2 separate regions of the Homo sapiens genome follow, and region 2 is linked to region 1. The links are chromatin contacts, found by Hi-C or POLR2A ChIA-PET in ENCODE. All regions are on one chromosome and are shown on one strand. The core of a region is the stretch at or near the end of the contact, and the rest is flanking DNA. Distances in the headings are between cores, read along the strand shown. Region 1 overlaps LOC107984626 (a long non-coding RNA gene). Region 2 has its middle 51 kb from the start of EFNB2.

What was found. Hi-C counts contacts between places; a loop is a spot of excess contacts on that map. ChIA-PET counts read pairs that join two places held with the same protein, here RNA polymerase II (POLR2A).
Region 2: a loop to region 1 is called in a map of cardiac septum, with 2.2 times the contacts of the local background. The contact joins two enhancer-like sites. A Hi-C loop is called at or near these places in 1 of 168 maps with a recorded cell type or tissue (cardiac septum). POLR2A ChIA-PET finds 5 or more read pairs at or near these places in 1 of 52 experiments (AG04449).

Annotation. Positions count from the first base shown.
Region 1 is chr13:106,276,344-106,279,410 of GRCh38, reverse strand. All of the region lies in intron 2 of LOC107984626 (a long non-coding RNA gene), which reads left to right. Among named protein-coding and RNA genes, the nearest start is that of LINC00460, 99 kb to the left of the region's middle. Within about 2 kb of position 1,712, at least 2 of the 41 ENCODE cell types and tissues checked have a DNase peak (open chromatin) inside an H3K27ac peak, as active enhancers do.
Region 2 is chr13:106,483,020-106,486,169 of GRCh38, reverse strand. No RefSeq gene overlaps it. Among named protein-coding and RNA genes, the nearest start is that of EFNB2, 51 kb to the left of the region's middle. Within about 2 kb of position 1,354, at least 4 of the 41 ENCODE cell types and tissues checked have a DNase peak (open chromatin) inside an H3K27ac peak, as active enhancers do.

The DNA of each region.
Region 1 (3,067 bases), core at 463-2,962:
AAAGCAGAGTCAAGACATACTTAGATGTGGCCAGGATCTGTTCTGCCTCAGTAAACAAAACAGTAGAGGTATAGGAATATCAGTAGAGTTTGTCTCAAGAATCACCACAGATATTTTGTAGTATTTGCATCTTTCACTATAAAAAAGTCATTCAGATTCAGTGCAAATTTCCCCCTCTTGCTGCAATGCCTGAGCTTAGCGGCTGCTCTCCCCTGGAGTCTGAACAAAGCTGGCACCTTGCTATAAACTGCGTATTTCTTACCAAAGTATTTTAAAAGTACTAAGGAATGTTTAACTGCAAGTAAAGGGGAAAAGCCACACTGGGAACATCTTTTTCCAAGAAAATGTCAAAAGCTAATTCACTTAATTAAAAGTCTGAATTACAGCACCTAATTTTTTTAATTGAATGAGAATATTACAATAACTGAAGACAAACAATGTTTCTAAGCAATTTAGGATTCACCTTAAACTTAGAAATTCAAAATTCTACAGCAGAATTGATCTTTATTTCCGCATTTAAAAAATCTATGTCCTATGTTTTTTAGGGGGGTTTTCAATCTAATAAATGAAATTTTATAGGCTACGCATGTAGAAAATGACCTGAACTTCTCCGTACTCGCTGTTTATAGCTATGCATTGTCATCCTAAAAGCAATCCTTTACAGCGTTCTGTAGAACATGTTGAGAAACTTAAGTTATTATTTAGGAGGGGAATCTTTGAGGTAATACAGCTATTCCCATGACGGCCTAGATTCTCTACTGTCTAAAATTCTTTCTGGGCAGTCATTGAGTAGAATGGTAGGCATTTAAAAGCGTATGTATTACAGGTCTAAAACTGATGAATAGAGTTAGCAGGATGCGGAGAGGTGTTCTCACCTTCATGCTGCTGCTCATCGGATGAAGGTGGTGAAGGGGAAACAGTTCTCTGCCAGCATGGAGGGGGATCCACCAGCAGCTCATCTAGTTGATATTCGCAACCTGAAGTAGTAAGGGCCATTCATCCAAGTGGTGAATGGGACTTGAATGTATGGGTAACTCAGATCCTAGCCATTGAGACATTGTGTACATCGATCACATTCACAGCTTTAAGGAAAGCAACCTTTAAAAGTGCCCAATGTGTGTTTTTGAGGTGGTGATGGGTGCTACGTGGGAAGAGAACAAACCAGCAAACCTGGCTTCTTGCAGTCCCCACCCCCTTTTTTTTCCCTATATATGAGTGGGAAAAATAGTCCTCAGCTTGCTTCCTAGGTTTGCTGGGTAGATGCACACACTCGTGAAAGTAAAATGCTAGGACAATCAAAGGACATAAACTCAGCCCTGAATGTGCAGAGACAGCTCAGTTTCTCCTGTTGGGCCTGGAGAGGGGAATACTGAACTGTAATCTCTCAGTGTGGGTTTCGGCTGGCTGACAACAACCTCATTAACAGTGGCAGCCAGTCGGGTGCGGCTTAACTTCCATACTTGGTGGAGAGGTACGCTAAGAAGAGTTCGATGCAAAGCCTTCTATCCAGGGGGGTACAAACCAGCAGGGAGGAAGGAGTTGGTTTCCCAGGGGGCTTTTAGGGGTAATCTTGTTAAGAAACGTAGGAAGATTATTTAAATGCCTCTTAAGCAGCAGTTCCTCCCTCTTGATATTTTCAAGGCCGGTAATCTGGTCTTTGTTTTATTTTGGTGCTGCCAGTCCCACTAGTGATAGGGTTGGCATGCAGCTGATATTGGCAGCGTGCTCACTGTCATCAGATGCCAGCTTAAATGGATGCTGCACTGAAAAGCCAGCATCCTGTGCTTCCAGTGCCAGCCCTGATTTGTATGAAACCAGCAGGTAATTTTCTTTGTTTGGAGCAGTGATTTTTTTTCCCTTTTATGATTCACAATTAATTTTCTGGCTGGAAAATAATATCTGGAAATACTGTGTCCTTTATACATCGTTACATAAATAGGCACAGAAGGAGAAAATTGGTGAAAAATGCATTTCATTGACATTATTTGTGTGAGTGTGAGATTCCTTCTATGTAGTTTTGGCTGATTTTGTTCAGGTAAAAATTGAGCCTAAAGGGCCTAACGGCAAAGGTTAGTGCTTTTCTTACTGTGTCAGTGAAATAGGAAAAGCTGCTTAAATATTCAGTTATGATCTGGAAGTTTTTCTACAATGCACTCCAATTTAGCCCCCATCATGTCCATCACTGAACAGAAGCATGTGTAATAAATAGAGAATAGTAATTTATTTTTCAGATAGAAGTGAGAATCGAAGGCATAGATTTGTCTTCAAACAGGTTGACATGACTCACTATGGTTTGGCGTATGACTGCTTCCTTCTTAAGTAGCTAGTTAGCTGAAAAACCTTGTATTATTCATCATCTTTTTTTTCCCTTTCCAGAGAAACCTGTAAAACATGCTGACTATATAAGCTATTCTCAAAATACACGGTCATTTTCTTGGAAGAAGGAATGGTATCGGGTTGTTGATTGTGGAATGTGGATTGTAGTCAGTTATGCTAACATTTCATTTAATCCCTTCAAAATTAAATAAATTAAATGCTAATAAAACTCTTTTACTGAGGTGTCTACTAACCCTGTGACCGTCTCAGAGGGATACCTACAGCTGCATTTGGGGTTCCAATATAGTGTAAGATTATTTTCTCAAGTTTCAAGCTTAAATAAGCTGAAGATTTTGTTGATTCTGGGTTGAGATGGGGGGTGGTTGTGTGAGGATTAATGGAGCCATTTTGAAAACCGTTGCTAATCAGGCTAAAATGAATCACACATTTATAGGGATGTTGGCCTTTTTGCATTTGTGTGCATAGCAGACACAGTACACTCAGTATCTCCTGTGAACTTATTTAAGTCAGTAGTAATTCCTTGTTAAATATCCAAATCTTTGGGGAATCAAGCTGTAATCCCAAATAAACTAATTGTGGAAGGTCACATGTAACTGACTATTATGAACTTTCGTGAAGTGGGTAGCAAGGTGATTAGAGTTTCTATTTGACGACAGCTTCCTATAGACTAACAGTTCCCTGATGGCAAAGCTCATTTTAAATAAAAGCATCTGAGTTATTTTCTGAAGAT
Region 2 (3,150 bases), core at 105-2,604, 210 kb before region 1:
GGAAAAAATGCTCCAGGAAGAGCTCACAGCTTGCTCTATCTTCCAGTGGGTCTAGGAGTATTTGATCTCTTAGTTCTTCATCAACTGAGTGACCTGCATGATGTTCAAGATGACAAAAAAGATGTGAGACAGGTTTCTATACACATAACTCCAACTTTTTTGTTTGTTTGTTTTACATGAATAACTAGTATAGCTTAGATTCCTTTACATGCTAAGAAAGCATAGAACCTGTGGAATCTGGGGCACCTCTGTCTGGAACTTCTGTTTCTTCATGTGACCCAAGGCAAACCACATAGCAGGTCCTTGACTTAGGCCAGCCATCTGCAACGTGGACTCCCTCGGATACTCATTGAGACTTCCTAAGACTTAGGTCAATTACATGCAGCTAATGTTGAAGTGTAGCTCATAAAACACAACAAATCCAAAAATCTCATCTCTGTTTTCAGCAGAGAACACACAGGTTAGTAGGGAGCCGTGGGGAGAGGCAGAGGCAGCACTGGTTTCAGTCACCCTCAGCTAGCACCTTTTCATTAGATGGGCCTGAGACACTCAAAATGAGCTCACCTAAGCAGATTCTTGCTTATTGATAAGTCTAGAAGCTTCATATAACGAACACACACACATGTGCATGCATGCATACACACACACACATTAATTTGTCCACTCATATAACATCATTTATTTAGCACTTACTATCTACCAGGCAGTGTGCTGAATATTAGAGATTATAACATGAAAGACAGGATTCCTCCTATGAGGGAACTCACGGTCCACTTAGGAATTTTAAAACCTCATGAACAGCAATTAGGCATCTCGGATGCAGGTGAGAAAGGAAGGAAGAAGGCTTACAGCTGCTCTAGGTCTGAATTCCTTGGGCATTGTTTTAGGAAGGTGTTTGTCTATTTGTAGCTGTCTTTTCATCCACCTGTATCTTCTGTTACTGCCAGTTCAATTTCTTTCCTTTTAAATCTTTCATTACATGTATGCCGACTGGCTGGTTAAGATGCTAAATTTAGAATCGCTGTTCTGCTCTTCAGAACGTCTTAGGAGTTTGCCTCAAGTGCCTGCCTCCAGCCTTAAAGGGCAAATCAAAAAGTTTCCAACTGGTTTCCAGCCCACATTACAATGTGTATGTGTATTTGAAAGACTGTTTCTTGGCTATAATTGGTAGTTTTCTGGTAGCTGGTTCTGAGGAAAGAATTGCAGAGAACTTTATGTCCGCTAACAGTAGTTAGCCCTGGACCCAAAAACAGTAGGGAAAAAAAGGAAGTCTGAGTATCTGGGGTGTTTGCCAAAGTGACCTACAAGCTACGTGCAGCATAAGCATTTCAGACGAGCAGACGCGGGGCTCCTCCTGCATAAACCCAGGTCCCTGCCTCTTAACTTCCGTCTTTGTAAAAGGGGAGGGAAAAGATAAGGGTCTCCTACCAACTCCCTTAAATATTTCAGATAAAAATAATGACGGCATTAATTACACTTCAACTTACACCAGTTTATTCCTCCACACTGTTGGCTGGGTGTCAGGAAAAGATGAAAAACATTTTCCAGGAGTGCCTGTGTCAGAAGTTCGTATTCTGTGTAGCAGTCACACGTGGGCTTATATAAAAAAAAAAAAAGTCTGCTTAAGCATGGTGGAAGCACCATTCTCCATTTCCAAAACTATCGGGTACTTTGCTAAACAATGGAAAATGTACCTTGATAGTTTGGTCTCTGAAGCTCCCACTGAGGCCGCGCTGCCGGGACTGGGTTTTTTGCTGCAAACAGTTGCTGAAAAAGTGGGAGGCATTAACGTTTGTGTGCAACACAATGAGTGGAGCCAATAAAGCCTCGTGTGCTGTGGACGTTAACCACAGGGAGAGGCAGCTGTCCATTGGAAAGGTGGCATACCAAGTCCTCACCTCCTAAAGATGGCCTGGTGGGACATGCTCTCTCCCTGAGTCACCATCGCCTCAGGGACCACGAGAACATGGATTAAAGCCACATGGCTTTTCATCCCCTGTGCGTTGTTTTTGAGTCTCAATTATGCTAACTTTAAGAACAGATTCCAGAAAAGTGTTTGAAATATGGCAATAGAATTTTTTAACCAGCACCGCCGGCCAAGCAGGTACTACTATTACAACAGTGATTAGGCAGTTTGAAGAGTCTGGCAAATGCTTTATAAGGTCACCCCAGCTTTTTATAGCAGCAAACAGAAATCCTTTGGGAAAACTTTTCTACTGCAGACCATCGGCACCCGCGTGTTCTGTGATGCTTCTTGGTTTTGGATATCAATATCTGATTTCTGACATTCAAGTATGTCTACCTATGAACTCTGCAGAGCCCTAAGGTAGGGAGACTGGAGATCTGTGGAGCTTTCTGTTTGCAGGTGATGTGCTTTTTATCCCTTTGGTTCTTTTTATTTTTCCTAGTATTTTACTTTGGAAATTTTCAGATATACAGAAAAGTTGAAAGACAGAACAATGAACTCCCAGCTATCTTCTATGTAGAGTCAATAATCAGCACTTTGTACATATGCTCATGCTCTGTGTGTTTCTATGTACATCAGTATGTGTGTATGTGTGTATATGGATGTGTACACACATTCCTTGGCTGAAGAATTTTCAGATCTCACAATACTTTCTTCCCACATGTCAGCATCTCGGAAGATGAAACCCTCTTGTATAACCACAATGCCATTATCAGTCTTGAGAAAATGTACAAGCATTTCATAATATAATCTACTATCTAATCTATTAAATTTATCTTTTTAGGTTTTTTTTAAAATGTGGGTAAAAATAACACTATAACTTTATCTGATTAAAAATTATGATTCCTTTTCCATCCCCTCCTCCATTTCTCAAAGTAAGCACTGGCATAATCAGTCTTGTCTATCTGTTCAGAAAAATGATATATGCACACACTTGCATATAAATAGTGTTTCTAAATGATCTCTATAGAGATCACATCAGAAATACTGTTTTATGCCATGTATTTTTGGTAAGTAATATGTCTTGGAGACCATTCCTCATCAGCACGCTCAGATCTACTTAAAAAAAAAACTGCCACATAATATGCTTGTTTATTTTGTCCATCATCTACAGGCAAAATATGGTTTTTAAGCTGTTCTGCATACTGCTTCATGAACATATTTTGGTTTGTGGAGAGACAGGA